Regions from separate parts of the Homo sapiens genome. Here region 2 is linked to region 1. Evidence: read pairs that join two places in POLR2A ChIA-PET (ENCODE). Cell type or tissue: MCF 10A. All regions are shown on one strand. Links, peaks and the distances in the headings refer to the core of each region. The heading gives the core; the rest is flanking DNA. Region 1 overlaps MTCL2 (microtubule crosslinking factor 2). Region 2 overlaps MTCL2 (microtubule crosslinking factor 2).

What was found. Peaks named below come from ENCODE experiments on the same cell type or tissue, not always from the same donor. Only the 100,000 strongest peaks of a DNase experiment are listed, where the experiment ranks them.
Region 2: POLR2A ChIA-PET joins it to region 1 with 5 read pairs; 17 of 35 experiments call an interaction of 5 or more read pairs at or near these places.

Annotation. Positions count from the first base shown.
Region 1 is chr20:36,853,519-36,858,889 of GRCh38, forward strand. All of the region lies in intron 1 of MTCL2 (microtubule crosslinking factor 2), which reads right to left. Among named protein-coding and RNA genes, the nearest start is that of MTCL2, 7.3 kb to the right of the region's middle. RefSeq lists enhancers at 1,100-1,600, 2,103-2,603, 3,608-4,109, 4,110-4,610. In MCF 10A, for the core only: no CTCF peak of the experiment used is centred there; a DNase peak (open chromatin) is centred at 2,793.
Region 2 is chr20:36,776,387-36,781,757 of GRCh38, forward strand. MTCL2 (microtubule crosslinking factor 2) reads right to left here. Exons shown (of 15, transcript NM_080627.4): 15 at 1,061-5,371. It overlaps LOC124904894 (a long non-coding RNA gene), which reads left to right. Exons shown (of 2, transcript XR_007067574.1): 2 at 419-706. Among named protein-coding and RNA genes, the nearest start is that of DSN1, 5.3 kb to the left of the region's middle. In MCF 10A, for the core only: no CTCF peak of the experiment used is centred there; no DNase peak of the experiment used is centred there.

The DNA of each region.
Region 1 (5,371 bases), core at 166-5,165:
CATTATCTCTTGCTCAGTGATGATCCTTAGAGGCAGGCACTATTATTATTTTATCCCCATTTCACAGACAAGCAAACGGAGGCCCAGGAAGATAAGGTCTACGCAGCCAGTCAGGAGTGAGCCTCCCAGATCCGTCTGGTACAGTTCTGCACAAGAGACACTACAGATGCTCTATCAGGGAGGGGTGTGTGTGTGTGTGTGTGTGTGTGTGTGTGTGTGTGTGTGGTGGTTGTTGTTGGTAAGAGACCACTGCCCACCAAGGCCACATCTGGCTTGTCACTGTTGTCACTCTCCCATTCAAGGCCTTACCTGGCAGAGCAGGGAGATATCCACAGGCCCTACGGCCTCTGGGGCATTCGTGTCAGGAAGCGCCTGACAGTTTCCTCCCATCCTTTCCATGTGAACAGGAAGGAAGGCAGCATCTGGACCTGGATGTGTTTAAAACATCCCCCAAACACCCTCTGGGTTGCAGCGAAATCTCAAAAACTCAGAGCAGGGGTCTGAGGTCTTTAGGGATAGAAGGCAAAGCTCCAAAGAGAGTGGCCCAAGGCCACAAAGCCTGAAGCTCCAGGACACCCCAGCACTTCACACCCCTGCCATTCCCCCTGCCTGGCATCCTGGAGAGAAGCACAAGACCCCAGTCTTGCCTCTTGCCACTTACAGGCTGCATGACCTCTAACAAGCCCCTTAACCTCTCTGGGCCTTAGTTTCTCCCTTTGTAAAAGGAAGGAGCTAATTACCCTGGAAGGTCCCTGCCCTCATGCAGGGAAAGGTGGGGCAGTGATGGCATGAAACCTATCATTACCCCATTAATAATCTAATCAACATCGTGGTAAATGCCCCAAAGGAAGCTCCAGGGAGCTCCAAGGTGTCTGACACAGGAGCCTGACCTGGGGAGCTGCTGCTGGGGCTGAGCGCTCAAAGGTGGAGGAAGAAACCAAGGGAAGGAGCCGGGAACTGCAAGCACAAAGGCCGGATGGGAAGAGCAAGAGCACGGGACAGAGGCCGGGGTGTGTCCAGCACCCGCAGAGCTTGGGCGGGGCAGGGGTGGGTGAGGCTGTGGGAGGCAGGACCACACAGGCTGCTCCACCATGGGGTAGGGTCAAGGAGAGGCGGGGAGGGGAGAGGCTGGTGCAACTGACTCGAGCCCAGAAGACCCAAAGCAGGCCTGGGCCCCAACCAGAGTAAAGATGTTCAGCTGATCCAGCCTAGCTAGGGAACCCCAGAATTTTTTTCATAGAGGCTGAGCTTTTCCTTGTGGCTCAGGCAGTGAGAGATGATTCACCTCCATTTGAGAATGAGGGGCCGCCAAAGGTGTCCTTCCATTAGCAAATGTGTATCACCAGTTACTAAGCTGGAGGCACTAGCCTGGGCCATTCAGGGAAGAGTGACACGACGCCGTGGGGGAGGGAAGGGGGGACACAGACAGGGATATACGTTTGGGGGTGCCCAAAATGCAGTGCAGCTCTGTGCATAACACTCAGACTGATGCCCCAAGCCAACACCCACAGAGGGACACCCAGAGCCAAGCACAGCCCCTGTCATCAAGCACCCAGCTTAACCTGGGGTCACGGGGGTCACACCAGAGCCAGATATAACAGGCAAGCGCCAAGTGCTGTCGGGTCCTTCCCAGGAGCCAGACCTGGCTAATGGGACCCACACCTGCACACTTTCTCTTACGGAACCCTCACGGCAACGTGCGGGGCAAGGACATCCACATCCCCATTCTACAGATGACGAGACCGAGGCTCAGAAAGGGAAAGCTCAGAAAGGAAAAGGCAGAGCTGGGATTCCAGCCCAGTCAGCTTGGCTCCAGATCACAGTGCTCTCTCCCAACCACCCTGGACCTCGGAGAACAAAGGGCTGGCCTGCTGCTTCCACCTGCTCTGACCCCTGCTGTGCCTCACTACCGCAAAGCAGGTAGATGCAGTGCTGACTGAGGCCTCCAGTGATGCCAGGGTCAGCCTGGCATGGAGCACCCCAGCTCCAAGTTCCTTCCGGCACCAAGGGGAGTGAACGTGACCATGGATGAGGTCATGCATGTGGGGACTAGGGGAATGACCTCAGTGAAAACCTTGGCTGCTGGGCAGGCCCTTGCTTGAACTTAGCTGCGCCCCTTTCCTAGGGGACTCTCTCTGCCCCGGAGGCTATGCAAGACACGGGGCCTCCTCCCCTCCTCTGTGCCAGGATGGTGCTAGGTGCACAGAACATCTGAGCTGTCAGCCTCCCAAGTGCCCCACTAGAAAGGATCACATCCCCATTTTACAGGAGGAAGACGGAGTCTTGGTGAGGGGTTTGCACAGGGACAGCATGCACACGGAGGAGGTGACACAGTGAGGTTTGGCTCCAGACTTGACTCCAGAGGTGGAGTTGGCCCCTAGACCACACAGCCTGGCTCTCCTCCCTCCCCAGGCCTCTCCGGCAGGGCAGGCCTCAGGCCCAGGGCTGCAGACACATAAAAGGAGGTGGCTGCAGCTTTGCTGCAACAAGACCACTCCCAGCAAGGTGCTCCCTTGGCTTGGCATTCAATGCCCTTCCCAAGCCAGCCCAACGCCCCTTCCCAGACTCTCCCCATCCCTGCCAGCTCCCACCACTCCCTCCAGCTTTTCCGTTTCAAGCCTGTGGTCCACCTCCAGGCCCTGCCTACTGCCTTTCACTTAATTGTACACATATTTATTGAGCCCCTACAACATGGCAGGCACTGTTCTAAGAGCTGGGCACAGAGACAGCCACTTGAGGCTAACTCCCCAGCTCCAAGGACACCTCCTCCTCCAGGAAGTCTGCCAAGTCCCTCCTCTGAGCTCCCATAGCTCCTCTAGCCACCTCTACCCTTGCCTCCATCATTCCCCAGCCAGAATGGGGCACCCTTTATAGATGGGAGTGGCATGGCCCTCTGCAGCCCCCAGCAAGGGAACAGGGGGAGAAGGGGGAGATAGGGCCAGCAGGAAATTCCAAGGAGATTAGAAGGGAGTTGCCCCCGGGCAGTGTTTCTTCTGTGGGCAGCTCGACAATCGGTCCACTTCACTCAGCCCCACTGGCCCTGGGCCCAGGAGCTGGGCATCAGGGACCTGGGGGACTTCGGTGTAGCTTCTTCTGACTTCAAGACCTACCACCCCCATCCACCCACCACCCAGGACCCCAAGACCCCCAGCTCCAGAAGGTTACAAAGTCAAGGCCCTGGCCACACTCCTTAGTGTTCCCAGCAGCCTTGTAGAAGTAAGTCTAGTGAGCCACTGAAAACAGTAGTAGTTTGTACACATTAGCTCCAGGGAGACACAGACCAGGATTTCCTGTTTCTGTGTGTGGATGAAATGTCACAGCGTGTGTGTGTGTGTGTGTGCGTGCGCGCACGTGTGTGCGTGTGTCTAGGTTCCCTGGTTTGAGAGCCTCTGGCTCCTGTGGGCAAATGCTACATGCCTAATGTTTGCATGCCAGACTGTGCTGTGTCCCTGCTGATGTGCATGTGGGAGTCCCCTTGGTGGGTGTCTGTAAGCCTCGGGTAGGTGTGCAAGTCTCTGCTGCTCTCTTTGTAGAAGAGGCAGGGGAGGTACCCGGGTGGTGAGCTTGTGCCTGGGCCAGCCTGGCAAGGGTAGATGTGCAGACTTCTGTGGATGCTAGTGTGTGTGTATAACGTCTGTGTGGGTTTGTGTCTCCGCCTACATGTGTACTTCTGATAAGTCTGAGTGTGTCTGCAGGATGTCAGTCTGTCTCTGGGACATATCCGGGTGTGTCTAGGGGTGTAAGATGTGTATATGAGAATGTGTTTCTGACGTGGGGGTTGCAGCAGGGTCTGAGCCTCCGTTGTGTCTGTTTGGTGATGTGTGCGTGTGATAGAATGGGAGTTGTGTGGCTGCATGGGTTTGTGCACTTCTCTGAGTGAGTATCCTCTCTAATCTGTCTGGAGGCGTGCTTCTGAAAGCATCCAACACCAGCGAGTCACTGGATGGGTCTGTGAGATGTGTGCAAGTGGCTGTGTGTCTCTGAGCTTGAGCTGTGAACAGTATATGTGCATTTGTATGTGCAAGACAGAGTATGCCCAGGGACACAGGCTCAGCCCCAAGGAGGCTGCGGCTGGGACTCAGGGTAAGGAGCAGCCAAGAGCTTTGCTGACTGTGGTGACCTCCTCTCCTCCACCCAGTGACAGACTAGAGTCCTCCCCCTGTAGCTCCTGGGAGCCAAGAAGAGAAGAGCTACATGCAGAAGCCTACTACGTGGCCACTGGGTCCAGACACCCAGCACAGGGCCTGGTACCCAGGAGCCACTGGGGAAATATGTGTTGAATGAATGAATGAATGCCTGGAGGAACGGATAAGGGATCGGCAATGACTGGGACACACTAACACTCACTGTGCACTCCATCTGCGTCCTCACATTGAAAAGGGTCCTCACGGCCCTGGGCGGGCGTGCTTGTCCCCCATGTTACAGAAGGAACAATCTCACACACATGCACACACAAACATCCTCCACTAACCCCCACCTCCCCCAGGCTCCGGGCCCCCAGCATGCCTTAGCCTAGAGCCTGGCCCATGACAGGATTCCTCTCACCAAATGTGTCTCAGCCTAGACACGCTAGTTAACAACCAAAAGCTCACTGCTCTGGTCACACTGCAGAAAGAACAGGCCCAGAGTTAGACAAACCTGGGTTGGAATCCTGGCTATGTAATTTAGAGCCTCCATTTACTGATCTGTAAAATGGCAAGTGGGGATGGATTAGGTGCTTCCTCCAGGCCCTTCTGAGCTGACATCTAGACTGGCTGCACTTCACTCACATCTAGAATCACCAAGGAGGGAAAACACACACACACACACACACACACACACACACACACACACTGGCTGCACTTCACTCACATCTAGAATCACCAAGGAGGGAAAACACACACACACACACACACACACACACTGGCTGCACTTCACTCACATCTAGAATCACCAAGGAGGGAAAACACACACACACACACACACACACACACACACACACACACACACACACACACACACACACGGCAGGGAAGGTGATCACACCTTTCCGTTCTCCCTGGGGCAGCTACTGATGTATTAACATTCTAAAACTAAGGAAATCCACCCTCCTGCATTCTCCCAGTTCCTCCAAGAATGAAGACACAGACATCCTGTCTGCCTATTGGCTATGAATAATAACAATTCCTCAGGCGACTTGGGTTCACTGCTTGCAAAATGTTTTCTTGTCTATTCACACTTCCCTGATTCCTGATGACCATCGTATGAGGTTGTCCAGGCAGGTTCCATCACCTTTACTTATTTTTTTTTGAGACAAGAGTTTCACTCTGTTGCCCAGGCTAGAGTGCAGTGGCGCCATCTCGGATCACTGCAACTTCTGCCTCCCAGGGTC
Region 2 (5,371 bases), core at 309-5,308, 77 kb before region 1:
CTAGTCTATATAACCAATTAGATATTGCAGACATTATAGACATTATAGTCTGTGGCTTTTTTTTTTTTTTTTGAGACGGAGTTTTGCTCTTGTTGCCCAGGCTGGAGTGCAATGGCGCGATCTTGGTTCACAGCAACCTCTGCCTCCTGAGTTCAAGCGATTCTCCTGCCTCAGCCTCCCGAGTAGCTGGGATTACATGCATGCACCACCACACCCAGCTAACTGTGTATTTTTAGTAGAGATGGGGTTTCTCTATGTTGGTCAGGCTGATCTCCAACTCCCGACCTCAGGTGATCTGCCCGCCTCGGCCTCCCAAAGTGCTGGGATTACAGGCATGAGCCACCGCGCCTGGCCTAGTCTGTGAGTTTCAAGGCTTAGCTATAAAAGACATTGTGACTTCCTCCCTGCTCTCTCATAGATCACATGCTGTGGAGGAAGCCAGACGCCATGTTGTGAAGGCACGCAAACAGCCTACAGAGGTCCACATGGTGAGGAACTGAGGCCTCCTGCAAACAGCTAGCAATGACTTGCCAGGCATAAGTAGCTACTTTGCAAATGGGTCTTCCAGCTCATCAGGCATTCAAATGACTGTAGCCTGACTGACAACTGACTGCAACCTCCTGAGACCTTGAATCAGAACTGCCCAGCTCCCAAATTCCTGACCCATAGCATCTGTGGGGTATAATAAATGTTTCGGAATAATTAATTACGCTTCAATAGACAATTGACACACACCTAAAAGTGTCTTTTTTTTTTTCATAAAATTGTTAAAGTCTTTTGTAGAAAAGTTCAATTCTATTTTTCTTCTTTTTGAAGACTGCATTTGTTTCTCAGTGGTCATATCACACTGTGTGGGAGACGCTGAAGTATCAGCAGGCAGCAGCCAGAACACCTGGTGGCCCCTCCCAAGTGACTCCAAACCAGCCAGCTGGCTGTGGCCTCCCTGGGCTCCCCACTTCCCAGGCAGCTGGGAGTGGGGAAAAGTTAGGTTTCAGATCCGCTGGGGCCCCCACCCACCTCATTAGAAAAATCAGAGAGGAGGCCAAGTCCACAGCAGCTGTTCATATGACATACTTTATTTCCAATCTACAACCATTAAAAACGCTTTATAAGTTTACACTGTACAGTTATTCTCATGTCTGAAATAAGACACAGGGGCAGGGAGAGCTGGTGGATTGGACTGCAGTTGTCCTAGCACCCGATCCATCCTAGGAAGGAGCCTTTTGAAGACAGAAGTGGAAAGGAGAGAATAGTGGACAAGAGAGGTGGACAGTTGGCCCAAGGATGCCCTTGGTCCCTTCCCTCCCATGGGCCTTGCCCTGGGGGTCCCCCAGGGCCCATGACTGCAGGACCCTCACCAGGAAACCAGGCTGAGTGGGAAGGGGGTTCACAGTATTGGCGGGGGCTGGGGAGGGGCCAGGATGAGGAGGAAGGGCAGCTTCTGGCTCTCTTCCCAGCTGCTGGGGGTTGGAGCTGTTTTTTGGCACTGTCTACAAGGTATCCCTGGGGTTGGGAGGAGGAGGAACTGGGGATTTAGGATGCTTTCTTTGTGGAGTTAAGATTTCTTTCAGTTTGAAGAGGCGCTATCTGGCCTATGGTGAGGTTCCCAAGGGAGAAACAGTCAGGGTCTTCTGCCTCCTGCCTCCCCAGGACTCCCACCCCCTCCCTGGCTGGCACCATCCACACAGCCTTTTGTAAAACCAAGACAAGTGAGAGAGGTGAGCAGGAGCAGGGAAACAAACAATGTGTGCTTTCTCCAGGCCCTTCAACTTCTCTTCCTCTTCCAAGAGGAGCGACTATAGGGTTGGTTTTTGTTGGTGGTGGTTCCCAATCTCAGGAGTCCAGATAAGGCTGGTGTTTTCCACCTGTTCTTGGCCTAGCCAGTCCCAGTCCCTCCCCAGGCTCTACTAATGGCTAGCCCAGATCAGCAGTTGGCATATTCTTATGCGTCAGAATCATTTGGAGGGCTCCTTAAAACCCCAGCTTGTAGGGCCCCACTCCACAAGCTCTAATTCAGTGGGTCTTGGGTGGGGCTGCTAATCTGCACTTCTATCAAGTTCCCAGGTGATATTCCTGCTGCTGGAATGCAATACAAGAACCACTGGCTGAGAATGGTGCCCGCAGTCACCTCATTCTGAGCAGCCTGGTGTCTCCTGGGCAGCACTAAGGAGCTGGGCCACAGCTGGCAAAGCCCAGCCTTGGGGCACCACATCACCTGGGAAGCTGCTGGAAATGGTCTTGGGGTGAGTCCCCCGTGCAGAGAAGTAAACTAAGGCACAGAGATCAGTGGCAGAGCTGAGAGAGGAGCCAGGATACCAGGGCCCAGTAGAGAAAGGATGGGGCTGCAGGACCCTACAGCATGAGGGGTGCTCTAGGGACCACAGGGCCATCCTGGTGCTCATCACAGGATCACAAGACTGGGAAGGTAGGAGAAGTGAAGACATCTGCCCAGACCTGGGCCAGGTTTCCAGATTGCCAGCTGAGGTCCCTCTTCTTGGGAATGGTTTGAGTGGCTTCCAAATAAAGAGTGACAAGGCAGCCAGCCCTGACTGCCTCAGCCCTTCAAAGATGTTTAGAGAAAACCAAAGGTCCCTTCCTCAGGGCATGGTGTCCAGAAAGCTGGTGAAGGGCAGGAAGGGAGGGGAGCAGGGCCGTTGGGATAGACAAGCAGCAGAGGAGGCTCCAAGGAGGGTGAGGAAGGAGTGGCAGGGCTGGCATTGGAGAGAAGCCCTGAGCAGGAGACTTGGGCCCAGCATCATGTCCTCAGTCCCCTCAGGACTTGGGTCTGTATATTTTGCAAACTGCAAATGCTGTTGGGTTGGGAGGGGTAAGGCATAGAGTTGGGGTGAACTGTAGATTCTGCCAGGACAAGCAGCTCTGAGAGTGGTGAGGTCCAGAGGAGAATGGAGAGGATGGTTGGATACTGAATGGACAAAGAGATGGATCAATGACCAGAGACAGGGAGAGAAGAACCTGTCAGGCAGCACCTGCTTTACAGTCAAGGCCATCTGGGCCTGGGCAGGGCAGGGGAGGAAAAAGGAGGGATCCAAGCCCCCCCCACCCACCACCACACACACGCCCATTGCAAAGTGCTGGGGCTGCTGCTGGCAGGCTGCTTACAGAGAAGACAGTGTGGCTTAAGGGTGGCACCGGGGGGTTGCTGGGGCAGGGTGAGCCCAGTGAGAAGGGCTGGCAGGGCTGGTGCCTCCTGATGCATTGGAGGAAGAGGCTTTTTTTTGTGTGTGTGAGAAAACACAAAATAAATAAACACAGAACCAGGACACCACCACATTTGAGAGCAAATATCAGAGTTGGGAAACCACAGACGCGGACAGGAAGGCTTCCCTGGTAGGAAGCAGGGGGACAAGAAGCCAGTTACTGAGGTTACGGGAAAATCCGCACGAGGCAGCAGTGCTGGGAAGAACATCCTGGGAGGACTGAGGGCTGAATACTATAGTGAGCTCCGGACCCAGAAGAGGAAAACCTGGCATGGACCAGGGCCACTCCATTTGCTGGCAGGAACCAGCCAAGGAGAAGAGGAGGCAGGAGGACAAGAGGCTTTGGAGGGAGATGATAAAGAAAGAATGGGTGAGTGGTGGGAAGCAGACTGAGCCCAGAGAAAGGAAGGGGCTAAACCAAGATTACAGAAAGTCAAAGCAGTGTCTCATTCACTACTGGGGATGCAAGACCTGTTAGGAGTCAGGAAACCTGGGTTCTGGTCTTGGCTCTGCCTCTGGTTTGCGATGTGACCTTGGGTGAGCCACTGCCTTCTCTGGGCCTGATTCCTCATCTCAAAAAATGAGGGGGCTGGACACAAAAGGACAAATACTATATGATTCTACTTAAAAGAGATACCTAGAATAGGCCAATCCACAGAGAAAAAAAAAAAGTAGAATAGAGGTTACCAGGGACTGGGGACAGGGGGAGTGGGGAGTTACTGTTTAGTGGGTACAGAGTTTCAGTTTAGGATGATGAAAAAGTTCTGGAGGTGGCAGTTACACATTGCAAATGTACTTCGAGACACTTAGAAATCTTTAAAATGGTAAATTTAATGTTATGCACATTTTGCCATCATTCTTTTAAAAAGGAAGGGGTTTAGACCAAATTATGTTATGGCCTCCTTGCTATTCATGAAGACTAGTGAAGGGGGTGAGGAGAGTATTGTCCCCCACCCCAGGGCCAGGGCACTGAAAGGCTGGGCTGGGGACACTGAGTGTGATCAGATCACTTTCCATTTGTGTAGAACCTTACACTTTTCCAAGGAGACTCGCAGGCACAGTGTTGCAGTTGGTCCTCACCACAGTTACATGGGGTGGGACATTATCCTCACTTTACAGATGGGGAAACTGAGGTATAGACTAGAAACATGATCTCGCCAAGGTCAATCACGTTGGTGGATTATTTATTTTTTTAAATAGTCACCTGGAAAACATCCTTGCATCTTAGGTTCACCCGTTGACTCACCAACTGGCTCAGTGGCCCTTGATGAAAGGATACATGCTATAAATTAGTAGAAGAGTTCGTCTCCTGGGGCCAACATGCTTGCTTCCCATAATTGGATGATAAAAATTATAAATCCTGATGTGTTTCTCTTTTTACCAATGGCTGTCAGGAAACTCAAGAGTAAAACTTAATTGCATGATTATGGGAATTACACCAGTTAGATTTACAGAATAATTTCTCTTGCTTTTTTACTTCTTATTTTTATTTTACTGAACCCCTATGATTAAGATTGTAAATAGCCTCTGATGCTTTTTGAAAATCCTGAGTAATTAAATCAGTTTGGTTGAGGACTCGATCCCTTAAGTCCCTGCTCAGTGCTCTTTTTAAGATACAGCATCATGTTTATTGGTTAAAAGAAAGATGAGGCTGGATGCCGTGGCTCACGCCTATAATCCCAGTACTTTGGGAGGCCGAGGTGGGTGGATCACCTGAGGTCAGGAGTTCAAGACCAGCCTGGCCAACATGGTGAAACCCCGTCTCTACTAAAAATAAAAAAATTAGTCGGGTGTGGTGGCACACACCTGTAATCCCAGTTACTCGGGAGGTTGAGGCAGGAGAACTGCTTGAACCTGGGAGGTGGAGGCTGCGGTGAGCTGAAATGGCGCCACTGTACTCCAGCCTGAATGACAGAGCAAGACTCTGTCTCCAAAAAAAAAAGAAAAAGGAAGATGACCTGGCACGGTGGCTGATGCCTGCCTGTAACCCCAGCACTTTGGGAGGCTGAGGAGGGCAGATCACTTGAGCCCAGGAGTTTGAAACCAGCCTGGGCAACATAGGGAGACCCCCTGTCTCTAAAAATAATAATAATAAATAATAAATAAATAAATAAATAAAATAAAAAATAAATCTAAAAAAACTTAAAAAAAGA